Linked DNA regions of Homo sapiens: region 1 is linked to region 2. A link is a loop called in an ENCODE intact Hi-C map of the cell type or tissue named here. Cell type or tissue: endothelial cell of umbilical vein. All regions are shown on one strand. Each heading gives the region's core, and the rest is flanking DNA. Links, peaks and the distances in the headings are about the cores only. Region 1 holds the start of LINC01149 (long intergenic non-protein coding RNA 1149). Region 2 holds the start of PSORS1C2 (psoriasis susceptibility 1 candidate 2).

Region 1 (5,374 bases), core at 71-5,070, 300 kb after region 2:
ACCTCTCCCATCACAAGCCCAGAGGTCATCCTTAAGTGAAAAAATCAACCACAGGAGATGACATGATAATAGGCTTATTACAGTAGAGGAAGGTACAAAGTGTTTCTCATCATTGGTGTGTTTGTTAAAATGGGGAGGGGTTACTGAGTGAGTGGGCAGTGGGTGGTGGTGGTGACAACCACATTCTCTCACTGTGGCCCAACACTTTTGAAGCAGTTTCCCATTTCTCCATTAGATGTGTCTTCTCCACATGCAGAAAATGTAGTCTCATAGCTTCCCTATTGGGTGCTGGACTGTTGGCATTTCATTATTTTTTTTAAATCAAAGACATGGATATCTTTTTTCTTAGTTGATTTCTAGGACTTCAAGGTTATTTGGGGGAAGAAGTTGCTTGAGGAGGCTCCTGGGTGGACCATGGAGTCCCTCCTAGGGATTTATTTGGTGCTCCTGGTGTGGGTGACTATCTCCCTGAGTCCCAAAAGACAGCACATTCTGCCGGGTACCCAGAGGTGGGGACAGATGCTAACAGGTCCATCTTATAAGTGCAACATGAAATTTAAGGTCAGGGAATCTCTTAACTTTTCTTGAAGGACCTCATATTTAGCTTCTTGACTCAAAATCATTTGTGGATTTGAACAGGTTTCCTCTGCAATGTACTCTCTGGAGGGGAATACATTGAAAATACAGTTCATTTTCAGATACTCAATGGGATTGAAAAGTTGAATTGTGTGCTTTCTTGCAGTGAGCACAGAGGAATTTGCTGTCCCATGCCACTGGGACATTTTTAGGAGCACCATTCTCTTCCAGAGGGCTTGAGTAAGGTCAGTGAGGAATTAACATGTAGCATATTGGCAACTCCAGGGTTGAGCAGGGAGACACACATGTTTTTCTGATGTGTGAAGTTCTGAGGGCATTTTCCAAAGTACTTGTTCACTGAGCAGGTGTTTCCACTACTTGCATTAAGTCAGGGGATATGGAAGCCACTTTTCCAGCAATCAAACTCAATGAGAAGATGAACAAGAAGTGTTCTGAAAGTAAGCAGAAAAGGCCCTTTCCATGAATTTTCCTAATTTTTAGATTTCTCTTAAACAACATGCCTGAAGTTACAACCGCATCCTTCTCTAGCAGCTTCTAAATGAGAAAATCATCAAAAGGGTATTTAGTACTCAAGTGGTGGACACAGGATAAATGCTGAAAATCAGTGCTCGATTCGAAGATAGTGATGTTCCAGGATGTTGGAGTCTCTCAGGTGTCAGTAGGGAGGCGGGCCGGGAACTTCTCCCAGTAACCAGAAAGAAGAGCCTCAGGGAGATGAGGATGTCTCACAGCCAGGGACGGGACAGTAAAGGGCCCCATGTGAGTGCATCACAGGGATCTGTTCCTGTTTAGACTCCAATGCTCAGTACCCAGTGCAGAACATGGCAAGACTTCAGCAAATACATCAGTCAGCTGGATGAAGGAGGCAGGTGTGAGCCAGCAAAAAAAAGCTTGTGATTTTATTGGAGCATGAATTTAAAAGTGTTGATGTGGCTGGGCGCGGTGGCTCATGCCTGTAATCCCAGCACTTTGGGAGGCCGAGGTGGGTGGATCACGAGGTCAGGAGTACGAGACCAGCTTGACCAACATGGTAAAACCCCATCTCTACTAAAAATACAAAAATTAGCCGGGCATGGTGGCAGACGCCTGTAATCCCAGCTACTTGGGAAGCTGAGGCAGAGAATTGCTTGAACCCAGGAGGCGGAGATTGCAGTGAGCTGAGATCATGCCACTGCACTCCAGCCTGGGTGACAGAGCGAGACTCCATCTCAAAAAAAAAAAAGTGTTGATGTACCTACCTTGCAAGGAGGTAGATAGGTAGACAGAAGCATGGATAGATGGATGGATATTCTTTTTCTGTGTTTTTCTATTTCTGTTCTTTCTCTGTGTTTTGTCTCTTTCTCTTGCTCTGTCTGTATCTTCCACTGTTCCTTCATAATCATGTCTTAGCCATCATCAGTGACATCTTTTATCTGGTCTTATAAGATCTTGTCTGTCTGTTGTATTAGTAGCCACAGGACAGAAAAAGGAAAGGAGTCGTGAAAAACAAGATAAGGAAAAAGATGCTCCTGACATGGGGCATCGGGAGGATGTGTGGCCCTGAGGCTCCCGGGAGACAGGGGCTGCGCCTCACTGCAGAGTCCATCCTGCTGAACACAGAGGGGAAAAGCGCCCTGACAGCCCCGTCCGTGCTGCTCAGAAAAGACGGCTCCGTCTCCAGATCCTTCTCTCTATGTCCTTCAGTCTTGGCTCTCTAGGTACAATTTACTGCTATGAAAAGGGATTTGAGAATTCCCAGAGGAGGCTTTCAGCCTCTTTGCATGGCTCTTTCTGGCCTTTCAAAAGCGCCAGAGACATCAGAAATGAAATCGTACACACTTATTCGGAGTTTTCCACAATCATTGAAATTTCTGTGAGTGCCAAAGTTAAGTTTTTGGCAACCCCGTCAAAGCCGGGTGTGCCCAGGACAGTCAACTCAGGCGCTGGACTCTCATTCTGGTTGGATTTTATGACAGCCGTATTCGCCATAAGAATTCTAGAGCCAGACCTTGTTACTTCACAATTGCCTCACGTTGCAGGACAAGCAAATCTAGCCTGAGTCCTGTGGATTCCAGGGCTGCTCAGGAGACGCCTCCATCCTGGCGTGGATGACCTCAGGATCAGCCCCGTCTGCCCCACTCAGCCCGCAGCCTGGTCCCCGAAAGCGCTCAGTCAGAATCCGAGAGCACTGTGGCGGCGCCCCCGTGTGGCCACAGGACTGAAGACAGAGGACCCCGCTCCCCTTTCTCCCCAGCCAGGACGTCCCAGGCTCTCCCCCTGTTCCCCGCACCTGGACGGGACTCTGCACAGAAGAGAGTCTCCCGGTCTCGTGTCAGGCTCTGAGTTCATCCAGCTTCCCAAAATCCATGTTGATATGAACGTTTTCTCCCACAACTGATTGACTGGACTTTTGTCTCAGGGCAGAGGGAGGCCTCCAGACCAAAACAGCAGGATCAGGTCTGGAGCTGACTCAACCCCAAACCCTTGCTAATGCACGACCCAGTCCCCCAGCCTCCAGGATGGGACCTTGGCCTCCTGTCCCCTCCCTTGTTCCTGCCACTGCTCCTGCAGGTGGAGGCTGCTCATCCCAGGAATCAGTCTGTGAGCTCCAACCTTGGGGCCTCGGTCCAGGAAGGAGGGAGGCTCCAGAGAGCAGAAGGGAGATGAAATGGATCATAAGAGAAGAAGGAATCATACCAAACACTGGAACTGTAGGTCAATTAAACCTTTTTCTTTATAAGGGGGGGGGAGGAAGAGGAGGAGGAAAAAGGAGGAGGGTGAAAGGAGTCAGGGAGGAGAGAAAAGTGGGAAGTGTTTCTTTAGAAGGGGTGTGTGTGTGTGTGTGTGTGTGTGTGTGTGTGTGTAGGTGTGTGTAAAGCAGGAGGGAGTTCCTAGGATCCTGAAGAAAAGAGAGTGAAGGACAGGGGCTAAGGGGCCCAGCCCTGGTAGGTTGAGGGCCCCACTTTCTGTGCTCGGGCCTTACTGTCCTAGCAGAGTCCAGCCCCGGGAAGCCTGGGGTCACAGCACTCGGCTTGCTGGATGGCTGCCTCTTCATTGTCTTTGACAGCAGGAGCTACCTTGCCAGGCCCAGTGGCCACAGGGTCACAGGCAGAGAGCAGGTCCCTCTGCTGGCAGCCAAGGAGATGCTCTTGGAGGATACGTGCACAACTTAGCTGGGAGTCTGAAGATGGTGGTGGGTTACAAAGAGCTCAGCGATGAGCCTGGCCCAAGATTCTGACCCCTTGCCCTGGATCCTGAGGGTTCCACCCTTCCCTATTCCCAACAGGTCTCAAGAATTCTTCTGTTAGTCTCCTGCCCTCTTGGGACAGCCCCGCACTTCCCTCACTTTGATACCCTGGTACCCAGGCATCTGCCTCCTTCATTCTCCTCCAGCTACCCAAGCACCCCCAGGCCCTGCTCTCTGCCAACCCTGATCCCTGAACTCCAGCACTTTCCAAACCCACCCCCGAATTGCTGGATAATATAGTGGTTCTATTTTTAGATTTTTTAAAACTCTCCATACTGTCTTCTATAGTGGCTGTACTAATTTAAATTCCTATCAACAGCGTACAAGAGTTCCCTTTTCTCCACATCACCAGCATCTGTTATTTTATTTTATTTTATTTATTTTATTTTTGTCTTTTCAGTTGTGGCTATTCTATCTGGGGTAAGATGACATCTCATTGTGGTTTTGATTTGCATTTCCCTAATGATTAGTGATGTTGAACATTTTTTTATGTATCTGTTGGCCATTTATATTCTTCTTCTGAAAAATATTTATTCATGCCCTTTGCCCACTTTTTAATAAGATTGTTTGGTTTTTTAATTCTTGAGTTGTTTGAGTTTCTTATAGTATTCTGGATATTAGTCCCTTGTCAGATAAATTGTTTGAAAATGTTTTCTCCTGTTCAGCAGATTGTCTCTTCACTCTGTCAATTGTTTTATTTGCTATGCAGAAGCTTTTTTAGTTATTATAGTCCTATTTGTCTGGTTTTATTTGTGTTTTCTATATTTTTGAAGTCTTAGCCATAAAACCTTTGCCCGGACCACTGGCCTAGAATGTTTCCCCTGTTTTCTTCCAGTTGTTTTATAGTTTCAGGTCTTTCATTTTATTTAAGTCAACTTGAGTTGATTTTTAATAGGGTGAGAGATAAGAATCTAATTTCATTCTTCTGCATACGGGATATCCATTTTCCCAGCCCTTTTACTGAAGAGGGTGTCCTTTTCCCAAATGTGTGTTCTTGGCACCTTTGTTAAAAGTCAGTTGGCTGTAAATATATGGATTTATTTCTGCATTCTCTATTATGTTCCATTGATTGGCATGTCTGTTTTTATATCAATACCATTCTGTTTTGGATACTATAGCCTTGTAATGTATTTTAAAGTCAAGTAGTGTGATGGCCCTAGCTTTGTTCTTTTTGCTCAGGATTTCTTTGGCTATTTGGACTTTTTAAAAATGTTTTGGGTCCATAGAAATATTAGAATTATTTTTTCTAATTCTGTGGAAAAATAACCTTGGTATTTTTGTTGGAATTCCCTTGAATCTTTAGATTGCTTTGGGAACTATGGTCATTTTACTAATATTAATTCTTCTGATTCATGAGCATGGAATATCTTTCCATTTGTTTGTGTCCTCTTCTTTCTTTCATCAGTGTTGTATAGATTTATTTTTAAGAGATCTTTGACTTCCTTGCATAAACTTATTCCTAGGCATTTTTTTCTAGTTATCGTAAATGGAATTGCTTTTTTGATTTCTTTCTCAGCTACTTCATTAATAATGTATAGACATTATACTGAT
Region 2 (5,374 bases), core at 255-5,254:
AAGCAATCTTCCCACCTCAGCCTCCTGAGTAGCTGGGACTACAGGTGCGGGCCACCACATCTGGCTAATTTCTTAAATTTTCTGTAGAAACAGTTTTGCCATGTTGCCTAGGCTGGTCTCAAACTCCTGGCCACAAGCAATCCACCCGATTCGGCCTCCCGAAGTGCTGGTATTACAGGCATGAGCCACCTTGCCCAGCCCCTTGCACATTTTTAAGTCAACATTTAACATTTGTAATAATTTAATAGCATTCCAAAGGGTATGCTTTTCAAGGAATTGCAAATACATGTTAAAAATCACATCACTATTTATGTATTTATTTATTTATTTATTATTTTTGAGATGGAGTCTCACTCTGTCTCCCAGGCTGGAGTGCAGTGGTGCGATCTCGGCTCACTGCAACCTCTGCCTCCCAGGTTCAAGCAATTCTCATGCCCTAGCTTCCCGAGTAGCTGGGATGCCCAGCTAAGTTTTTTGTATTTTTAGTAGAGACAGAGTTTCACCATTGTCCAGGCTGGTCTTGAATTGCTGACCTCAAGTGATCTGCCTACCTCAGCCTCCCAAATGCTGGGATTACAGGCGTGAGCCACCATGCCTGGCCATGTCAGTTTTTAAAATTAAAAACAATTTGTTGTGCTCAGTCTGTCGGAGACTGCACGTCACTCTAAGTGTAGCAAATTGAATATAATGCCATAGAACTTTCATATCTGTTAGCATCCTTTTAAAAAATACGTGAACAAGCCCTTGAACAAGTGTTAGAAACAGTTATTCTATTTGTATTGCAATTATTGCAGTTAACCAAAACTAGGAATATTCACAAGGATTAAACATAAAAAGTTGGTCAGGCGCGGTGGCTCGTGCCTGTAATCTCAGCACTTTGGGAGGCCAAGATGGGCCGATCACTTGAGCTCCGGAGTTTGAGACAAGCCCGGGCAACACGGTAAAACCCCATCTCTAAAAACAAAACAAAACTAAACTAAACAAATACAAAAAATTAGTCAGGGGTGGTGCACCTGTAGTCTCAGCTACGCCAGAGGCTGAGATAGGAGGATTGCTTGAGCCCAGGAGGTTGAAGCTATACGAGCCATGATCGTGCCACTGCACTCCAGCCTGGATGACAGATGGAGACCCTGTCTCAAACAAACACACAAAAAGACATGAAAAGTAACTTATTGAAAATGCATCTCTTGGCCAGGCGTGGTGGTTTACACCTGTAATCCTAGCACTTTGGGAGGCCAGGGCAAGCAGATCCCATGAGATCAGGAATTCGAGACCAGCCTGGCCAACATGGCAAAATCCCATCTCTACTAAAAATAGAAAACTTATCTGGGTGTGGTGGCACACACCTGTAATCCCAGCTACTCGGGAGGTTGAGGCAGGAGAATCACTTGAATCCAGGAGGCGAAGGTTGCAGTGAGCTGATATCTGTCGTGCCACTGCACTCCAGCCTGGGCGACAGAGAGATAATACGTCTCAAAAAAAAAAAAAAAGAAAAGAAAGAAAATGAATCTCTTAATGAGATGGGAAAGGTTGATTTGTTTCCTATTGACCTTTGGCGGCTCTGGGAAGGGCACTCTGGTCAGGCCCAGGACAAGCAGGAGATTCATTCTAGCGGGGGGCACATATTAATCTGGAAACTGATTCCCTTAAAACTGGTCCTGCCGACACACCCCTGGGAAGGTTTGCATATACCACTAGGGGTATCCAAGCCATAGGCCATTAAACAGAGATGAAACTTGCCTTCCCATTCTTTAATATAGTGTTCTCAGAAAGGGAGAAATGTGGGCCTGAATGTTATTGTGACTTGCATAGTGACATTTCCAACCCTCCTCCTGCTAAGCCCCAGAGCCTTACATGCTGGACATGGGCAAGATAGGAACTCAAGTTACTTCCAGGTCTCCGTAAGTTTAGGACTGTGAAGAGGGCATCCTAATAGTCAAAAACATAAGTGTTGGCCGGGCACGGTGGCTCACGCCTGTAATCCCAGCCCTTTGGGAGGCCGAGGTGGGCAGATCACGATGTCAGGAGTTCGAGACCAGCCTGGCCAACATGGTGAAACCCCATCTCTACTAAAATACAAAAATTAGCCGGGCATGGTGGTGCGCACCTGTAATCCCAGCTACTCAGAAGGCTGAGGCAGGAGAATGGCTTGAACCCGGGAGGCGGAGGTTGCAGTGAGCCGAGATCGTGCCATTGCACTCCAGCCTGGGCATAGAGTGAGACTCCGTCTAAAAAAAAAAGAAAGAAAAAGAAGAAAGAGGCCGGGCGCTGTGGCTCACGCGTGTAATCCCAGCACTTTGGGAGGCCCAGGCGGGCAGATCACGAGGTCAGGAGATCGAGACCACTCTGGCTAACACGGTGAAACCCCGCCTCTACTAAAAAATACAAAAAATTAGCCTGGCGTGGTGGCGGGCGCCTGTAGTCCCAGCTACTCGGGAGGCTGAGGCAGAATAGCGTGAACCCGGGAGGCGGAGCTTGCAGTGAGCCGAGATCGTGCCACTGTACTCCAGCCTGGGCGACAGAGCGAGACTTCGTCTCAAAAAAAGAAAAAAACAAATAAATAAAAATAAATAAAAAAGACCCTAAGTGTTAGTTAAAGCAGCAGCCTAGATTCAGAATTAAGAAAACATGATTTTTATTTTTCCGTTTCATGGAAGCAGCAGCTGTCTACTGATAGTTCCTGCCGCCGGCCACCAGGTGGCAGAAGGGAACACAGTACCATAGCCCTGCCCCAGCGATCGCGCGGGCAGGAAGACCGGGTGGGAGGTAGGTGCGGCCGAGGCCTGGAGGCGAGGTAGGAGAGTAGGCTTAGGCTGTCAGAGGAAAAAACGGGCGATGTGAGGACTAAGTATGGATCTCAGGAGGGGACAGGAAATATTGAGAACACCACCTTACGGGTTCAGAATAAAACCGAGGGAATGAGGAAGAGGTTTAAGGAGACAGGCTAAATTGGGAAGAATTCACGGGGAATCAGAGGGTGGAGAGGGCGTGGGTGCCTGGAGATGCCTGGGAACAGAACGGCTGAGGGGACTCCATTATCTGTACTCTTCCCGGGGTGGGTCTAGGTCTGGCTCCTCCTGAGGTCGGTTGTCCACCTCAGGGGCAGGAGGCCAGGGGTTTTCTGGGGGCTGGGGTCCTGCCGGCCAAGGGTCGTCAGGCCGGGGAGGTTGAGGAGGATCCGTTCTAGGCGGTTCAGGGAGCCAGACTCCAGTTTCAGGCAGGTCTCTCCAGGGACGACTGGGGCGGGTAGGCGGAGGATCTTCAAAGAGAGGGGGTGCCCCTGGCCAAGGGTCACCGGGGACTGGGGGGCCCTGAGGCAATGTTGGGGAGCCTGCCTCCTCTCGGTCCTCTGCGGGTGGGTGAGAGGGGTGGCCCTCGCTGCCTGAGATGCCTGTAAAGGAGGAAGGAGAAAGGTAAGAGGTGGTGAGGGCTTCTCTCCCCAGCCCCACCCAGCCCCAGCCCCAGGAGGAGGAGCCTGTCTGGATGGACGCAGCCTGAACTGACCCACAAACAGACCAAAAAAGTCACTCTCAAAGAGCTCTCGGTAGGTTTGTAAATACTTAACTGATGGTAAAATGTCATGAACCCCTACCCCCGATGGATCTGAACCGTTCACTTGACCCACTTTAAACTGACCAGACTTCTCCAAATAAGCTCCATCCACCCCTGGTTGGGGTACCCCACTAGCTTTGTCCTCAGGCCAACCTGCAACCCAAAGTGGGTTACACCTTGGCCCCCAGGCACACAGACCCCAGCTTTACAAGGACCCCAGCTCCTTAACACAGATCCCAGCTCCGAGGAAACTCGTCCCCCCCACGTTAATCCTGACCGACTTTGCCACATGGAGCCAGCAAACCATTTCTGGTGAGAGCCAAATGCACCTTCTGCACCATGTCCCCCACCCAATGTGTCCAGAAAGCCATTTCTGGTGAGCCAGATGCACCTTCTGCGTCCCCTGAATTCCTGTCCCCAACCCCATGCGTCCAGTTCACCTCCGCCATCTTGAGTATCCCTCATCACCCCAAACTGCAGTCCCTGCCTCTGTTCCCACCTCACCTCTGGTGTGCAGGCAAAGGACCAGGATCCCCAGGAGCTTCCAGTTGAGGATCATGGCTATGTACTGGCCCCCAAAGCTGGGGTGGGCTGAGTCTGGGTGCCTGGGAACCCCAAGAGGCTTTATAGGGGAGGAGTGGAGGAGGGACCAGCCCAGTGGCACAGGAATACCATCAGAACAGAACTGGTCAAACCCGTTGGGAAGGCCTGGGCTGATGTGTCACCCCTGAAGGTGGCGTCCCTTATTTTAGTCCTCCAGCCCAGGACCCAGCTGCCTGCTCTCCCTATCATGACCCAGAGCCTGCGTCACCCCACCCTGGTTTTCACACCCTCCATCCACATCCTGGAGCAGTCAATACCCACTTGGCATCTCCGTAATCACAGAGATGTCCACCTTCATCCCTTGCAACTATTGGAAGCCAAAGAATGGGAGCAAACCACGCGATGGGCGTTGGGAAGCACCGTAATTACAGGGTTGGGAGGCAGGATGCCTGCGCTGAGGGAGGAGGTGCTTTTCAAACCTGGGATGCAGCTGGGACAGTGTCAGCTACTACCCCAGCCTCCCCACTCACCCCCGCACTGAAAGCTCCCCCTGGGGCTTCGTGCTTTCCTGGGCACTTCCCTTCCCCCATGGGATCCAGGCATCCTGCTCTCCACCATGTCCTTCTTCAGGCATGCAGGGGACCTCCAAGCAATGATATCCAAGGAATTCCATCTGGCAGCCACCCAGGATGACTGCAGAAAAGGAAGGACACAGGAGGATATCCTGGTTCCCTCTTCCCACCCAGAGCTGTTTGCATCAGTCCTGCCAATGGCTCCGGAAGAAGCTGCCAGGCTCCAGCAACCTCAGCCCCTTCCTCCTCCCTCAGGAATCCACCTATCCGCCTCTAGGACCTTGGCTCCAACTCTATTGTACTCGTCTCCTCCCTCCCATTCTCCTTTTGGTCTCAGCTCCTTGATCTAAGCCTCCCAGAGAGACCCCTAGAACGTTTCCCTCAAGGACCTTTCTGCCTGGAAGTCTGTTAGCCTTTCAGAAGTAACATGTCCAAAATAAAATTTGATTCCTCCCAGGTTGTTCCCTGCCTGGTCCGCTACCCCACAGTAAGGAACACCTTATTATGCAATGGCGTGATCTCATCTGTTCCCTCCAGGGCTCACCCAGAAACCTTCGTTACACTCCTCCACCATCCACCTGCAAGCCCCTCCACACCCTGTCCAAACCCAGCCCATCATCCTGAGCCACCATCTCCCCTGAGCCTCCCCAACACCCTTCTAATTGGCCCCCTTGCTCCCACTGTTTATCCCTCCCCCTCACACAAAG

The links. Peaks named below come from ENCODE experiments on the same cell type or tissue, not always from the same donor. Only the 100,000 strongest peaks of a DNase experiment are listed, where the experiment ranks them.
Region 1: it touches region 2 in a loop (5-fold over the local background); 4 of 110 quality-filtered maps call a loop at or near these places.

What each region holds. Positions count from the first base shown.
Region 1 is chr6:31,439,025-31,444,398 of GRCh38, forward strand. It overlaps LINC01149 (long intergenic non-protein coding RNA 1149), which reads left to right and starts at 2,643. Exons shown (of 2, transcript NR_144465.1): 1 at 2,643-3,287. In endothelial cell of umbilical vein, for the core only: CTCF peaks have their summits at 2,774 (motif pointing left) and 2,976; a DNase peak (open chromatin) is centred at 2,687; H3K27me3 peaks cover 958 bases.
Region 2 is chr6:31,134,916-31,140,289 of GRCh38, forward strand. It overlaps PSORS1C1 (psoriasis susceptibility 1 candidate 1), which reads left to right. Exons shown (of 6, transcript NM_014068.3): 4 at 3,515-3,544; 5 at 3,741-3,864; 6 at 4,726-5,177. The coding sequence ends at 5,017. It overlaps PSORS1C2 (psoriasis susceptibility 1 candidate 2), which reads right to left and starts at 4,151. Exons shown (of 2, transcript NM_014069.3): 1 at 4,057-4,151; 2 at 2,619-3,391. The coding sequence starts at 4,111. The coding sequence ends at 3,036. RefSeq lists an enhancer at 2,671-3,651. In endothelial cell of umbilical vein, for the core only: a CTCF peak has its summit at 2,700 (motif pointing right); a DNase peak (open chromatin) is centred at 2,706.